Regions from separate parts of the Homo sapiens genome. Here region 2 is linked to region 1. The links are chromatin loops, found by intact Hi-C in ENCODE. Cell type or tissue: chondrocyte. All regions are shown on one strand. Each heading gives the region's core, and the rest is flanking DNA. Links, peaks and the distances in the headings are about the cores only.

Region 1 (8,339 bases), core at 183-8,182:
TGCTGTTCTCATATTTTTGGTTTAAAATGGGTTTTAACTGGTTTTAATCTCAAACTCTAGCTCTGGTTAGTTATACCCAGAGAACCTCCAGTTTAGCTCAGTTCCCAGGGCAGCAAGGTTTAAAGGCAGCTGACCTGGGAGCAATTTTTAGCAGGCTTTGGGGTCAGAAAGACATAAGGTTAAATCTGACTTTAGCATCTATTAACTGTGTGACCCCAGCCCTTAAATTCTCTAATTCTGATTAGCATAAAATGTGGTAGTACAAGTGTCAGAGGAGTTTTGTGCAAGTAAGATAGTACAGCATTGTGTTGAAAAGAAAATCAAATACATAGCCCACACTTGGAATGAAATACATACTACCTAATGTTGTTTCCCGTGAGGATGGATGAATTCTCTATTTCTTCATATTCTCAGTCTAAAAATACTTTTTGCCACATAATGCTTCGAGTGAGAGGGTGATAATTGAAAGTGATGGGAAAACAGTTAATTGGGTACACATGGACATAAATATGGGACCAGCAGACACTGGGGAATAAAAGAGGGTTGGAAGGAAAGGGGACAAAGGTTAAAAAACTACCTATTGGGTACTATGCTCGCTACCTGGTTGATGCATACAATCATACAGCAAGCCTCAGGATCATGCAATATACCTTTGTAACAAACCTGCCTATGCCCCGATTCTAAAATAAAACTTAGAAAAAAAAACACTTAAAAATTAAGATAGGGAGGAAAAGCAATGAGTATTTGCCACACTGCAACTGTAAAGCAGGTATGCCCAAAGGCAGAAAACAAAATAACAAAAAAATTGTGTAAAACGTTCAGTTAAAGATGCCATGGCAACGTGATACATGTAAGGGTGTATACATAGCTCTCTCTTTGGGATAAATATAGACAGACCAAAAGCCAAGTGGTCTTATTTGCAATCAGGGGACCCGTTAAATGAAGTGCTCAGCAGTGCTGGGGTAGGTATATATATCAGGGGTATACAATGACAAGTATGTAAATAGGAAAACTTTGGGCTAGCAGGGAGCTTGCTACTACAATGGTTGCATCAGCATGTTAGCCATGACCCAGAGGTGCTGCAAAGATCCCTCCTGTCCAGTTACCCTCTGCTCCTAGGGTCTATATCCTGTGGTTTCATTCCAACAGACAAGACAGCTTGGGACACATTGTAGATCAAATGAAATAAAATCACCCTAGAAAGTTTCTCCTGGAATCAGGATCACTGAAAACCACTTACCTTCCAGGCTCAGCAAGAAGCAAGCAAGCTTTCCTTTGCAGCACACATGCCTGAGCTGCATAGAGAGCTGCAAGCACAGCAGAAGGCAGCCCCTCTGGTGCTATAGAGAAAGTGGAAGGCGAGAACTTTCTCCCCTGCAGACACAGCCCAGTTTAGATCTCCATGGCATGTGGGAAGACAGCAGCAGCATCACGGTCATTTTTTAAGTGTCTTAACATTTGAAATCTCTGTAGGAGTATCAAATGCTAACAACTAGATTCCAGCACTGCACTTTCAAGCTATTCGCTGAAGTCCCTCAAAAAGGGCTGGGGAAGATATAAAGGTTAATATTACTTTTTCTCAGAAGTGTCATTTAACAATTGGCCTCCTTCCCTAAAAAAAGTTTCTAGATTTTAAAATTTTCCTTTTGACTATGAAACAAGAAAATTACACACACCGTTGGCACTGGCCAACCAGCAGCTGAGAACAGTGTCGGGGTCCTGGTGCTGGATTAGGAGGCTAGGGACTTGGGTTCAAGTCCTGGCTATGAGACTTCTAATAATCCCTCTAAGCTTCACTTCTGTTATTTGTAAAAACGAAAAGTACAGTAGCTTACCTGCCCTGCCTACTCACAGAAAAGCTAAGAGGAAATTAGTTAAAGTGCCATGTAAATCCAAAGTCTAATGATTTTGGTGCAATCTGGTGATGTGACAGGTCCTTTCCCCACCTGCCTCAAGAGGCCCAGTCACCACGCTGATTACATGGACCTTGTCAATTTTTCTGAGGAAAGCTGAACAAGGGCATCCCATTCTTTATTTACCTTCTTTTCATTGACATCTGCCTGTTCCTCTTCCTCATTCACTTCTGCTGGCATCTCTTTGATTTTGTTCAGTAGCTCAGCCTTGGGAGCAGACACACTGTAGTAGGCAGGGCAGTTAACCAACATGCTCACTGCTTCCTTGTCTTCATTCCTGGGCCAAAAAGAGCACAAAGTATAGCCACACAGATCACGCCAGAGGCTTTGTTTCACTGCAGATGTCAGTCCATTCAGAAGTGCGTAACAATTCTATTTAATTTCTTTCCCAGAAATTAGGATAAACTAGTAACTGTTAACTAATGAGTGATTACTATGTACAGGGCTGTTGAAGCCAGGCAAACTTGGGATGGAAAACCACCAAAAGCAGCATTAGGGATGACAGTGGGAGTCAAGGCTATGGCCTCGCCAGCTGACTCTGGAGAAGACATTTAACCTCTCTGCTTTTGTGATTCATATAAGAACGACACTGACTCCTTATTTCAGAGAAAGGCAGTGTGGAACCATGACTCAATCAATGTGAAAGTATTTTCAAGGTGCTGCACAAACCTCAGGTTTTAGGTCAATTATTTCCTATACTCCTTTGGTTACATGTAATCTTTCTAGTGCCTACTATGCACTGTTGCTTGAACACACAAAATTTTTCCTTCTCAAGTGTGCCTGCTATCCCATATAATCCTGGGAAATCTGCAGTTTGCTGGTCCGCAGTGAACTAATACAAGATATAAAATCTACTCATTGATAATATAATAGGGATGTTTTAAGGCTGAAGAAAAAACTCAGAATTGAGAAACCTGCTATCTAGTAGTTCTCTGTTTTACCACATTTGAGTTGCCTTTCAGCCTATAATTCATATCCTACCCACTGAATAAATGACTCTATGGAAGTACGATTCTCTTGGAGAGGAACTTTATTTAATCTTGTGATATTATTTAACATCTAGCCCATCATTTTACTATGAAATTAGGAACCACACACACAAAAAATCATCTTTACTAGTTTCCTGCTTGATAACTGTCCCAGTAAGCAACAATGACCACATTTAATCCAGTTAATTGAAAGACAGGGAAAAGATTTTCTGATACATTTTTGTTTGTTTTTGTTTTCAGATATGTCCACCGCATTACAAATGGGATTCTCTGGCATCTGACCAACCCTCACAATGGCTACTGGCCATCTCATGCCCAACAGGACAATGCTTATTTCCACCAGGAGATGGCGCATGCCTTTTTTTTTTTTTTTTTAAATCCCCAGGAAGGTCTCAGTGCTGCAAAAGCTCCATGACCATTCTGCTTCTAAACTGACGGAGCAAACATATATTTCCAGTGGTAATGCTAGGAAATACTTTGCTAAGGATGTTACTTTGGTCCTTCAGCCAGTGGTCAGAGAACAGAATGACCATACTGCAACCACCCATGGTGAACTGACTGGCACACCTACAAAAATCTTATCTTTGGGGTCCCCATAGTACCCAGTGGATTGCCTTGCACATTGTAGGTGCTCAGTATGTGTTTGCTAAAGACATGACCCTGGATAAATCACTTCACCTCAATTAGTCTGTTTCCCAAATCTGAAAATAAAAGCAGTGAAATGGACAAGGTGACAGTTAAGGCCTTGAATCAGAAGAGCCTCTGACAATGTGACAAATAGCTTGTAAGTATCACATAGCTCTTTCCTTTCTCTCTCCCCCATAAAATGAAACGTGGTGTTCCTGTTAGTAATTTAGTTAGGATCAGTTGGAAATTTTTAAAATGCAATCCCAAATTTGGATAAAATGTTCTGTTTTTATTTAGTCTGGAAGCCACTAACTGCTGAGTCCCAGACTGTCAATCCACAAAGATTTCACTGAAAATTTAAGAGAAAATGAAAGCTACTCAGTCTTTCTCATAGTAGTCTTTTAAGGAAATAAAACATGCAAGAAAATACTGCAGTAACCCAGGAGAAATGAAAAGCACAGACTGCACACTGGGACACGTGTTACATGGCTGGCTCAAGGAGCTTCAGAAGCAGAGGCTCACGGACTGGGCCAAACCAGACAGTGCGCTCCTACTCAGACCTTTCCTGATTTTCAGGATTTGCGCCAACACCCACCTTAATGCCTCAGAGGTAAGGGTCAGTGTAGTACACGAATCTATTTCTCTAGGCTCTCCTCCTTACAAAGCCCTTCCCCTCTCAGTCTTGGCAAGACGTTGGCCACGCTCACCACTTCCACTTGCTCCTTTCCCAGCACCGAGCTCTGAGGGCCTCTCTGCCAGAGCAGCTCTGATACAGAACCGGCAAGTACACCTTTGCTGAGCTGGGGGCACTGTGTAATTGCTGGAGACAGGCACAGTCATGGGGCTGTGATCAAATCCAGGTGCCATCACTCACATGTTCAATGACCTTGGTGAGCATGGTCTTAATTCCTCTGTACTTCAGTTTCCTCATTTGTAAATGGAGGTAAAATTGGTAGCCACCTCAGAAAGTTCTTGTGAAAATTAAATAATGTTGATATAAATAAATTAATACAATGTTTGACACACAACGTTAACAATGGGTACTAATGGCAATTATTATAATTATTACTATTACTTTCTTTGTTGTTGCATATCTGTCCCACATCCTCACTGCCAGAGCCATTCCTCCAAGACTGAGATAAAATGTCACTCTTGGTTCAGGAGCTGTGGCAGTAGGAGAACATCAGGCAACTAGTCCTAGACTTATCATCATCCCCATGGAAGGAGTGTGATTGTAAGTCTCTCTGAGGACATCACCAGGGACTTACCTCTTGCCTTCACATCCTGAAGAGCTGACAGTTCTCTGTATGGCCTTCCTCTTTACACTGTTTTCCTTCAGCAAGTTCACATCTCGGGGAAACAAACCTTCCATCAGGTCCATTGTTGTCTTCAGCCTGGAGTCTGGATCCAAAATGTCTGCTAGAGATTTGTCTTGGTGGACAATTTCCTTGGCCAAAGCCTCTGTTCTGATGTCTTCTGAACTCTTCTGAGGATCAGGACTGACTTTCTTTTCTAAACCCTGAGTTCCACTGACTGGATCATGGCTGAGGCTTTGAGTCTGGATGGGTGCTGGCTGCCCACCAAGAGACCCAGCAAGTTGGGCGTGAACGCTCATGAAGGAGGGTGGTGTGGACTCAGCCTCTGAACCCTTGATAGAAGTTTGGAGTCTGGAAGCCAGTGTCTGACTACCTACCACATGGGCTGCACCAGGCATGTGCCTTTCCCTTGCAATTGTCACTTTAGAAAGTTTGTTGAAGCTGCCAGGGATATTTAAAAAAAAAAAAAAAAGAGAGAGAGAGAAAGAGAGAGTGATAAGAGAAGGGTGATGATAAGAGGGTGGAGAAAGACTGAGGGAGAAGCTTTCCACATCAGGGCTGTAGCTTTCCACATCTTCCACATGTTACTGACAGAGCTAATGTTAAAGAATATGGCTTCTGATTATAAGTGGGTCTCCTGATACTGAACCCCGAAACTAAAAACATTTACCTACCTAGTCACAGGTCATGCTAGACACACAAACATACATAGATATATACATAGGAGTAGGGTGAGATAGTCACATTTGAGATCAACCCCTTCTTTAGAAAACAACAGCACTCTAAAGGGGCTCCTGAGCCCAGCAGCTGGTCAGGAGGTTGTCATCTCCTGAGGAAGATGGACTAGGAATTCAGTTCTGGTGAATGTTGCTGTTAGATTCCAGAGATTTCTGAAAGGTCTAGGTTAACAGGGGTAGTGGTAGTAAGTCACTCTTGTGGTGTTTAAAGAAAGCCACTCAAAAGGTGCTGTCAGGCAATGTGTTTTTTTGGTGTTTTGAGAGATTACTTGTTCTAGGGACTATGTGTTGGGGAATGCTTCTTTCTCATTCTCCTAGCTTCCAAGAGGTTTTCCCTAAACATTACTGACCTTGAGCCCTACTCTTTATTCCTCCCTATGGACATGGAGTGATTTTGGAAAGAGAAGCTGAGCATTCACATCCCAGTCTCTCTTCTCTTTTGAGACTGAGGCTGCCTCAAGGCTGTATATATTAATATCTATGTGTATTTGTGTGTCTAACATGACCTTTGATGAGGTAGGTAAAGCTGTTTAACTTGGGGGTTCAGTATCAAGAGACCCACTTACAATCTGAAGCCATATTCTTTAATGTTAGCTCTGTCAGTAATAAAAGTGATGTTTTTGTCTTCTATATGCCCTCCTCTTTTGTCTTATTTCCTAACTGATTCAGAACTCATCCAGGGAGGAGGGATTTACTTGGACCGCCTAAGCCTATCCTGTCCCCAGAAGTGAAATGTGCCCCTTGGGTCCCAGCTTTCATTTCTGCCACCCTGACTCCTCAGTACCCAATGACACTGGTCCAACTACCTCCTGAGGCAAACAGATCAACAGTGTCCTGAGCTGAGCTGTATAGAAACATCTCCATGCCAGGGTTCTTCTGTGGCCAGCAGAAGGACCTGGGCCACCTGGGGCATGACACTCTCCTGTTAGTGGGGGAAAGCTGCCCAGTCTGCTCACTCACCTGGGGCGTGGCCCCTCGGGATCCTCACTGTCCAGCTGCGCCTCACATACAGTGTGGGGAGGAGGTGGAGGGAAGTCATCCATGCTATACACCGGGGTTTCCTGACTCGGTGGAGGAGGTGGGGGTGGGGGAAGAGGTTCAAATGTGGGGCTGGACGTGGCCTTGGGGTGCGGATCCCTCACAAACACTTCGTCTTCATAATCCTCATGAGGTGGCGGGGAGTCCCGCAGGACAGACTCAGATATTCGGAGGGAGATCCTCCCTGGAGTGCTCGGGGCCCCAAGAGGTGTGTCTGGGTCAGAAGTGCTGCATAAACTTGGAAGACTCTGCTGTTTTTGATAGTGCTTCAGGTTTGCAAAATCAGGGGCTGAGGATTCCTCAGGAAGGCTGTCCTCTCTGGCTGCGTGGGCCCACTTTGCTCGAGAAGGAGGTGGCCACTGAGGCAGCGAGACCCTCTTCCTCGTTCCCTCTTCTACCCCATGCTCTGGGCCATCGCCCTCACAGCCTCTTGGACCGGGAGGCTGGGTCAGGGTGTGACCATTGCTTCTGTGCATCATGGCAGGGGTGTAGGGCGGGAGAGGCTGTCGCCCTGTCTGACCGTCCTGTGAGCAGTAGCCAGAGGGAATGGCTGAAGGCAGAGGGGTGCCAATTGGGGTCAGGGGTGCAGCCCTGGTGTCTGTGACCAGCCCTTGCGTTCCTGCCAGTGGTGGCCTGGGGCAGGGTGTCCTACTGGCTTGCCTCTGATGGTCCAGGGTTCCAGGACATTCACTAGGAACGGAGGAATCACCAATGGCTTTGCAGCCTGAACCACCCCAACGAGGGGTGAGATGGTGGAAGAGCGGCAGCATCTCTTCTTGGCCTCTTTCTGAACAACTGAGTGACCTGGAACGGCACACAGACAGGAGGGTTACAGCTCTGAAGAAAGGGGCAAACATGCAGCCCAATGCTCCTTACATAGATGAGAAAAGCATTTAAGAGGAAGGAGGACCTCTTTTCCTTCCCCCAGAAACTGCACACTGTCTTCCCTGGCTGCTCACAGGAAGACCCAAGTTAAACCAGTACTAGGCAGGCATAAATTCCTACAGGAAAATGTCACATGGAATGACTGGGTTCACAAGGCATTTTCTTTTATTAACCCTCTCACCGCCCCCACATCCTGTACACACCATGCAACATAAGGCAGCTTTTGAGGACAGGCTTCAGGCTATAAAAACAAACAGTACATTTCTTCAGCCCCTTTTAGGACTACTTCAGGAAATAGCTCCCAGCTCTGGGGAAAAATAATGCTGCCTTCTTCTCTCCCAGTGCGATCCCCACGGGGGAGGTCTGTTTTGAAAGCATTTGCATGGGCTGCTGAATTTGAAGGTTTTATTTACAACTTTTGCTTACTCTCCTAGTGTTTTCATTTCATCTGATGAAAAATAAAAAGGAGGGGGAGAGTCTCACCTAAGGAGCTAATAAGCAGTTACCTCTGGAGAAAGAGGCTGGCAATAATAAGCAAATATAGTACATGGTGATTTAAACAACTGTACGCTAGACTCCGAGGAAAAACCCAACAATTCGCAAAACTTTTGTTATTGTGTTCTAAAGGAGAAAAATCCACAAAACAAAACAGAAAAAAGAGTCTGTGGCACTACCTGCTATGCAAGAGTTAATGTGAGGATAAAAAGCTCTCCAGCAAACCCACCGTGATTTGTACATTCCCTGTCTGCAGTTCCCTGACTGGCTATGTGAGTGGATCTGGAGTGCAGATGGCACATTTCATCTCACAGATCTGACTCCTCTGAGGGAGTGGTG
Region 2 (8,339 bases), core at 130-8,129, 760 kb after region 1:
TTGTTGAGCCTCAGCATCACCTTTTTTCTGTATGTCTCTTGAGCACACTGAATTCATTGCCTTCTGGGGTTTTTGTTCCCTGTGGTTCTGGGTTGTACTATATCAACTTGGTTAGTCTTACAACTACATTTCCCAGAATCTCCTTCCCTGTGTGGTTCCAGGTTATAGTTAGCCAAAGAAGAACTCATGTGAGATTTGGAAATCAAAAGTGAAGGAGTGACCCTTAATCTTGATTAGACATATTGACAGACACACTGGTAGCCAGTGGATCCCAGCTTGTCCTTGCTCTTTTCCTCCATGTTCAGCTTATGCTCAGGACTGCTGGCCTCATGATCAGTGATGGTCCCAGGCCCCCCACCCAGATATTTGGCAGTGGACCCACAGAGGCGGTAGTTACACAGAAGCAACAGCTCCCATAGACCCTAGCAGCCCCAATTTGGCGCTGAACGGGCTTAACTTCTTGGATTTTTCACACAAGCTCTATTTGTCCAACTGTCCCAGTGCTTCTGATGGACCAGTCACTGATTCTTCCTCTGATCCCCTGACTCTCCCTTCTAGATGTTCACTCCCTGAGATCCTTCCTCATCTGTGAGATCTGAATCCTATAGTAAATTTTTATCCTCATAATACTCATAGTGGCTCTGCTTCCCTGAAACACCTGGGCCTACACACACTTCTTTGCATGGCGGTTCTTGCCTCATCACTTAAGTCTCAGTTTAAATGTCACTTCACAGAGTCCCCTTCTCTTATGACCCTTAGTAAAATAACCACTCTTTCCCCAGACTCTCTCTCTGGTAGTGGTAGTGGTTCCAGTGTGTGTACCTTATGGAGTTGATGAAAATATTTAGAACTTACATTTTTGTCTAAAAAACAAGAAAAAACTGAAAATTGACTGTAAATCATTTGTCATGTGCTAATTTCCTGAGGAAAAGGTGACATCGCCACAACTGAGGGGCTGGCATGTGCCCTCACTCAGTCATTCACCTTCTGCAGATTGCAACATGAGTTTCCATTTATGTGCATGTAGTTAAGGGGATTTAAGGATTACAAGACAGAGTGCTCACTAAGCCAACCTTCACAAAATGGGCAAGTGGCTCTAAAAGACTCCTGCTAAGAAATTCCTGAGGAAAAGGTGACATCGCCACAACTGAGGGGCTGGCATGTGCCCTCACTCAGTCATTCACCTTCTGCAGATTGCAACATGAGTTTCCATTTATGTGCATGTAGTTAAGGGGATTTAAGGATTACAAGACAGAGTGCTCACTAAGCCAACCTTCACAAAATGGGCAAGTGGCTCTAAAAGACTCCTGCTAAGAAATTCCTGTGGAAGATCATATTAATAATGCTAATATAAACTAACAAGAGAACAAAACATACATAGATGGGATGGCTGTTCTAATTTTAACTAGAAGGGTACACAATTTTAAAAATCCGGTGGCTAGAGTCTGTTTCATTTTCTTTTATCATGATTAGATATAATGATCAAACCATCACAATCTACAATTACCTTTTAAAATAATGTGTGTACTTATATCTTCCCTCCTACCCTACCACATGTACAAATTTAGGTTTCTCGACCATGGAAACTTTGTCTTCCCCACTACTGCATGCCTAGAGCAGTGCCTGGCACTTAGGAAGCTCCTAATATGTATTTTTTAGTTGATTGACATATACTTCACCCTAAATTTTCATTTTAGGCCTTTTCCAAATCAATTTCAACTACTCTTGTCATGTTCATCTCATGCTCATTTCTGCCCTCGCATTGCTCATTCTTTTATTCGCCCTGTCCTACTTTCCAACTCATCTGACTCCCACCTACACATGATTCAAGTCCCACTTTTCCCATGACTCCATCCCAGAATCCTCCTGGCCACACTGATATCCACCTCCATGCCCTGTCATAAAATGACTTTAACTAGTAAGGATTGTTCTATGATTAAAATCTTCAATTATTTTGCTATACTAGAAAGCAGTCTGTGCCTGAACAAATTTTATACATTAGAGCAATGGATAAAAGACTCAGACGTATTTAATCTGTAAACTATTCTTATGAATTTAAATGCTAGTGGCCAGGTACCATGGCTCACGCCTGTAATCCCAGCCAAGGTGGCTGGATCACTTGGGGTCAGGAGTTTGAGACCAGCCTGGCCAACATAGTGAAACCCTGTCTCTACTCAAAATACAAAAATTAGCTGGGCGTGGTGGCACACGCCAGTAATCTCCACTACTTGAGAGGCTGAGGCACAAGAATCGTTTGAACCCAGGAGGCGGAGTTTGCAGTGAGCTGAGATCGTGCCACTGCTCTCCAGCCTGGGCAACAGAGTGAGACTCTGTCTCAAAATAAATTAAATAAATAAATAAATAAATAAATGCTAGCGATCTCTAGGTCAGTTAACTGGGAGGAAGCTATCTGTAGTTGTTTTATCCTTACGGGGAAACTGGAAAGTTGCCTTCTTATTGGAAAGGAAGATAAAGAGAGACTACAATCACAGATACTTTAGGTACTGTCTCGTTTTTGGCCTATATAGACAGGAGATGAAATTAAATGAGAAAGAAAAACAGGCAACACTTCTTAATAGGGAGTGGAATTAGCTCCCAAGTCATCACAAGCCAAGAAGTCACTTGAGGCATTTTGATACCCACATTGGTTTAAAGTTCTCAGGAGGGAACTTTCAACTTTGGACCCTACATTTTAAGGAGATGAATAAATCACAAAGGAACAGTCTAATCTAAGTCCATTAATAAGATTATGAACTGGGGCAAACTGACAAAAGATTAGAGGGAAAGGTGTCAAGTTATACATAACTAGTTGCTTTCTTTAAAAGTCTGCTATACAGATTAAAAAAAAACTCTTCCTTTAGATATAATATACTGTTTCAAGTCAACTGTTTTAATAAAGAATTTGTTTTGCTCAAAGAAAAAAAGAAGGAAGGACTTGCTGGTATCTCCATCTCCAGAAAACTAAATCTTGGCCTCTGCCTTCTGGTAGAGTATAGGACCAAGTAGGTACAGCCATCTACCACCAGCTTTCTTTAACCATTGGAGTAGACAACCTGCATTTCCTCTGGAATGAAGAACTAAAAATCACAATCTATTAGGTAAGAGGATACATGTCAAAATAAACTATATAACAGAGAGGGAAAAAATGTGTTGCTTAGAAAAAGAAATGCCAGCAATCACTTCTGCAATACTGAAAGCCTCAGAATTTACCTCAGGGCAGATGTCTCTTTTGTATGGAGCCTTTGATTAGGGAGAGATGGGCCTAGGACTTTTGATGGTATGGAAGTTAAAGCAAAACTAAGCTAAATTTCTCTGAATAATGGGGAAACAGGGATGATCTCTGCCAGCTAGGGAGAATGTTGGGGACCTTGGATCAGCAAAAAGAGAGGCAGTGGAGGTGGATGAGAAGCGAGGGCCTGTACCAATGACAAAATCTATCAGCCCTGATAGATTTGTCCAGAGGCAAGGCCAAAAGTTTTCGCTGCCCACAGGAGCAAAGAAATACATGGGCTTGTGGGGAAAACTCATAACAAAGCTGTAAAAGAGAGAGAGGAGGAAGAAAGTACAATAAAAGGCCGGGTGCGGTGGCTCACGCCTGTAATCTCAGCACTTGGGGAGGCCAAGGCGGACGGATCACGAGGTCAGGAGATCGAGACCATCCTGGCCAACATGGTGAAACCCCGTCTCTACTAAAACTAGAAAAATTAGCTGGGCGTGGTGGCGCATGCCTGTAATCCTAGCTATTCAGGAGGCTGAGGCAGGAGAATCGCTTGAACCAGAGAGTCGGAGGTTGCAGTGAGCCGAGATCGTGCCACTGCATTCCAGCGTGGCAACAGAGTGAGACTCCGTCTAAAAAAAGAAAGAAAGAAAGAAGAAAGAAAATGCAATAAAAAATTAAATTAGCTTTAAGGACTATAATTCTTTATGAGATTTCTGTTTAGTTTGTGGGCATGTCAAATCATGTAATTTTCCCGTTAACAAGAAAAGCATGAGCTCCCTCTAGTGGCTAATCTAACAGTTTTTTTAAACAATAGGCCAAACATCGCAGCTCCCACCTGTAATCCCAACATTTTGAGAGGCTGAGGCGGGAGGATCACTTGAGCCCAGAAGTTTGAGACCAGCCCAGGCAACATAGCCAGACCCACCCACCCGGTCCCTCATTTCTACAAAAAAATTTAAAAATTAACCAGGCATGGTGGTGCACACCTATAGTCCCAGCCACTTGGGAGACTGAAGCAGGAGGATAGTTTGAACCCAGGAGGCTGAGGTTACAGTAAGCCATGATTGTGCCACTGAACTCCAGCCTGAGTGACACAGCAAGACCCTGTCTCAAATAATAATAATAATAAAACAATATATTTTAATCAGAAAAGGATGAAGACATGACTGGCTTTTCCGAACACAGTCAATATCATTGGTTTCTAATGAGAAAGGTAATAACAAGGATTCACACGTTAGTCACTTACTGATTTTCAGGTAAATTTTATCTGCGTTTGTCCAAGATATTTTAAGTTCCTGCTTTAATAAATCACACAGTTGAAGAATTGGAAGTCATTAGAGATTATCCATGCATTCATTCATTCATTCAACAAATATTAACTGATTACCTATTATATGCATGCATTGCTCCAAGTGTACAGGATAGACAATGAACAAAACAGTCTTCATTAAGCTCATATTCTAGTGCATAAAGACAGGCAATAAACAACTAAACTAGTAAGTATACGATATATCAGAGACGGATAAGGGCTTTGGAGAAAATGAAGCAGGGGAAGGGAGTGTGGGGTGAGCAGAGGGCTGTGAGGTCAGGGAAGACATCTCTAATAAGTTGTCATTTGAGCAGAGACTTGACAATGAGAGAGCAAGGCTTGTGGCACTTGAATCAGAGGAAACAGCAAGTGTGAAGGCCTGAAGTTTGACACATTTAAGGCAGCTAGGGGATCATTGCAGGGTTGAAGGGGCGCAGAGTAAGCAAAGGGGAGAGTGATGGGAGAGGAGCCCAGTGAGATAGTGTGGGGTCAGATCATATAAGGTTTTGGGCTGCTATAACAAATTACCACAGACTCGATGACTTCAACAACAAACATTTATTCCTCACAGTTCTGGAGGCTGGCAAGTCCAAAATCTAGGTGCCAGCAGATCTAGTATCTTAGTATTTGATGAGGCACTCTTCTTGATTTGCAAACAGATGTTTTCTCGTATCCTCACATGGCAGAGATCAGAGAGAAAGGAGGTAAGCTTTCTTGTGTCTCTTCTTACAAGGATGATAATCTCATCATGAGGACTCCACCTTCATGAACTAATTACCTCCTAATACCATCCCATTGGGGGTTAGGGTTTCAACATATGAATTTGGCGGGACACAATCATGCAGTTCATAACAGCCTTCTATGCCACTGAAGAACTTCAGCTTTTACTCTGAGTGAGAAGGGAAGTTGGAAGAATAACCTGATCCATTTAAGGCTCTCTCTGACCACTACATGGAAATACAGTGTAAGAGGGTAAGGGAAAATGCAGAGAGACCAGTTAAAGGTCAGTTACCAAGTATGTTTCCAGGAGAAGGGAGAGACCAACTGTGTCCAATGCTGCAGGTTAAGTTAAATAATGAAAATTGATGTGATTGGTGATCTTGATAAAAAACAGTTTCAGTGGAATGGTAGAAGCAAAAGATTGATCGGCAGTTTCTTAAAAGTTACACGTAAACCTATCATATTGATCCAGTTATTCTATTCCTAGACATTTACCAAGATATTTATGTCCACATAGAGACTTGATGGCACGACATGGTGGCTCAAGCCTGTAATCCCAACACTTTGAGAGGCCAAGGCGGGAGGATCACTTGAGGCCAGGAATTCAAGACCAGCCTGGACAACATAGTGAGACCCTGTCTTTTATATATATATATATATTTTTTTTTTTTTTTTTTTTTTTTTTTGAGACGGAGTCTTGCTCTGTCACCAAGGTTGGAGTGCAGTGGTGCGATCTTGGCTCACTGCAACCTCCACCTCCTGGGTTCAACCGACTCCCCTGCCTCAGCCTCCTGAGTAGCTGGGACTACAGGTGCGCGCCACCACGCCCGGCTAATTTTTTGTATTTTTTAGCAGAGACGGAGTTTCACCATGTTGGCCAGGATGATCTCGATCTCCTGACCTCGTGACCCGCCGCCTCGGCCTCCCAAAGTGCTGGGATTACAGGCGTGAGCCACTGAGCCCAGCCAAAAATATATTTTTTTAAATTAGCTGGGCATGGTGGCACACCACCTGTAGTCCCAGCTACTAGGGAGGCTGAGTTTAGGAGTTCAAGGCTGCAGTGAGCTATGATCATGCCACTGCACTCCACCCTTGGTGACAGAGCAACACCCTATCTCTTAAAAAGAGACTTGAACATGAATGTTCACAGCCAAAACTGGAAACAACCCAAATATCCAGCAACTAGTGAATGGATAAACAAATTGCAATATGTCTATATGATGGAATACTACTCAGGAATAAAAGGAGTGAACTATTGATACATACAACACCATGGATACATTTCAAAATAATTATGCTAAGTGAAAGAACCTTGACCTCAAATAATAGGTACTGTATGATTCCATTTGTATACAATTCCAGCAAACACAGACATATCTTTGGTGACAGAAAGCAGATGTGTGTTTGTCTGGGGATGATGAGGCACAAGGAACGTTTGGGGATGATGGATATAGTCATTATTTTGATTGTGATGATGGTTTTATGGGTACATACATATGTCAAAACTTATCAAATTGTTCACTGGGTAGTTTGTTGTACATCAATTATATCTTAATAAAGCTATAAAATAAATACATTATAATTTTAAAAATAAAGGATGGAATTTCACATGAAAGCAGAGATGTTGGCCTTAGATACCCAAATTATTTAACATCTGAAAAATATATATTCAGTTAGCCACTCTTAGTCTTAGAGTTCTCATTTATCAAAAACAAATCCTGCCTTCCATGCTGCTGGAGGTAAAATGAACTGACCTATATGCCCTCCTTAGAATAGCAATTAAAGCCTTTCATATCAGGACAATATAACCTTCTCAGCTCTTTCCCTGCTGCACCCTGCCCTCCCAGCCTTTAGTCACACCAAACTTATGGCTATTGTTTCAATACACCAGACATTTTCAAGTACCTGTACGCAGTCTTTTTTCTTTTTTTTTTTTTTTTGAGACAGGGTCTCACTGTATTGCCCAGGCTGGTGTGCAGTGCTTCACTGCAACCTTAACCTCCTGGGCTCAAGCAACCCTTTTGCTTCAGCCTCCTCAGTAGCTTGGACCACAAGCCTGTGCCACCATGCCTGGCTGATTTTTCAACTTTTTGGTAGAGATGGGGTCTCACTATATTGCCCAGGCTAGTCTTGAACTACCCAGCTCAAGTGGTTCTCCCACCTTGGCTTCCCAAAGTTCTGGGATTACAGGCTTGAGCTACCACACTTAGCCAGATTTTGTTTTGAGAATACTTTTTTTGCCCTCACTAAAACAACCTAGCCAAAAAATTTTAATTTAAATCTATGCTTTTTAAAAAAGATTTATTGCTGACATTTATTTCTTAACTTCACAGGTAACTGATTTGATAATTAATAAATAAGTCATTCTCCAAAAGCAGCTGAATAACATGGTTTGTGAAGCATTCTTTATTTTGTGTGCAGGTGTGATTACAGAGTTGTTTTGTTTGGGGCTCATTTTATCATCGTCACAGATGAGGTTGGCGTTCTATAAAATTGCTTTGGTTAAGCAGAACCCTATTGTCTGGCTATTTTGCCAGACCAGCAACCAGCTACCAGCTGTTAGGCTATGTTTTTTCTCATGTAGTTACAATCAAGACTGTCTAGATTGAAATCTCATCTTCCTCACAGGCTATGAATTGAGGCAGTCAACTTCCCTGAGCTTGTTTCCTCTTCTGTAAAATGTAGATAACAATAGCACCTATTTTAGAGGGTTGTTCTGAGGATTAAATAAGTTAATACAAGTGCTTGGAATAGTGCCTGGCACAGGGTGGGTAATTAGGTTTTTTTTTCTCTCTCTCTAATTCACAACACCCTACCTCATTCATTCAACCCTTATTGATTTTTTACACCTTGAGATTGTAGAAATGTATTCTCCTCTTCGAATTACCAGGATCTGAATTAAAAACTCTGACTGAGGAGTGCTTACAAAGCTTATAACGATGGTTGAATTTTAACGATTAATTGCATTTATTAATGGTCAACATGATCACATTTTATCCAGCCCTCTTTTCCCTTGTATGGGTCACGCTAAGTTGAAACAACCAAAACCAAAATAAAAACATATCTAAAATCATACACATTAACTTATAT

What was found. A loop is a pair of places that touch in the nucleus more often than their neighbours do. Peaks named below come from ENCODE experiments on the same cell type or tissue, not always from the same donor. Only the 100,000 strongest peaks of a DNase experiment are listed, where the experiment ranks them.
Region 2: it touches region 1 in a loop (4-fold over the local background); 2 of 110 quality-filtered maps call a loop at or near these places.

Annotation. Positions count from the first base shown.
Region 1 is chr4:76,753,396-76,761,734 of GRCh38, reverse strand. SHROOM3 (shroom family member 3) reads right to left here. Exons shown (of 11, transcript NM_020859.4): 7 at 6,543-7,424; 8 at 4,798-5,286; 9 at 2,040-2,190. The region is part of intron 1 of SHROOM3-AS1 (SHROOM3 antisense RNA 1); the gene reads left to right. Among named protein-coding and RNA genes, the nearest start is that of SHROOM3-AS1, 45 kb to the left of the region's middle. RefSeq lists silencers at 2,602-2,671, 7,525-7,819. In chondrocyte, for the core only: CTCF peaks have their summits at 3,033 and 3,237 (motif pointing right); a DNase peak (open chromatin) is centred at 7,134.
Region 2 is chr4:75,991,616-75,999,954 of GRCh38, reverse strand. It overlaps SDAD1-AS1 (SDAD1 antisense RNA 1), which reads right to left. Exons shown (of 3, transcript NR_125906.1): 2 at 3,211-3,849. Among named protein-coding and RNA genes, the nearest start is that of SDAD1, 4.8 kb to the right of the region's middle. In chondrocyte, for the core only: a CTCF peak has its summit at 4,002 (motif pointing left); no DNase peak of the experiment used is centred there.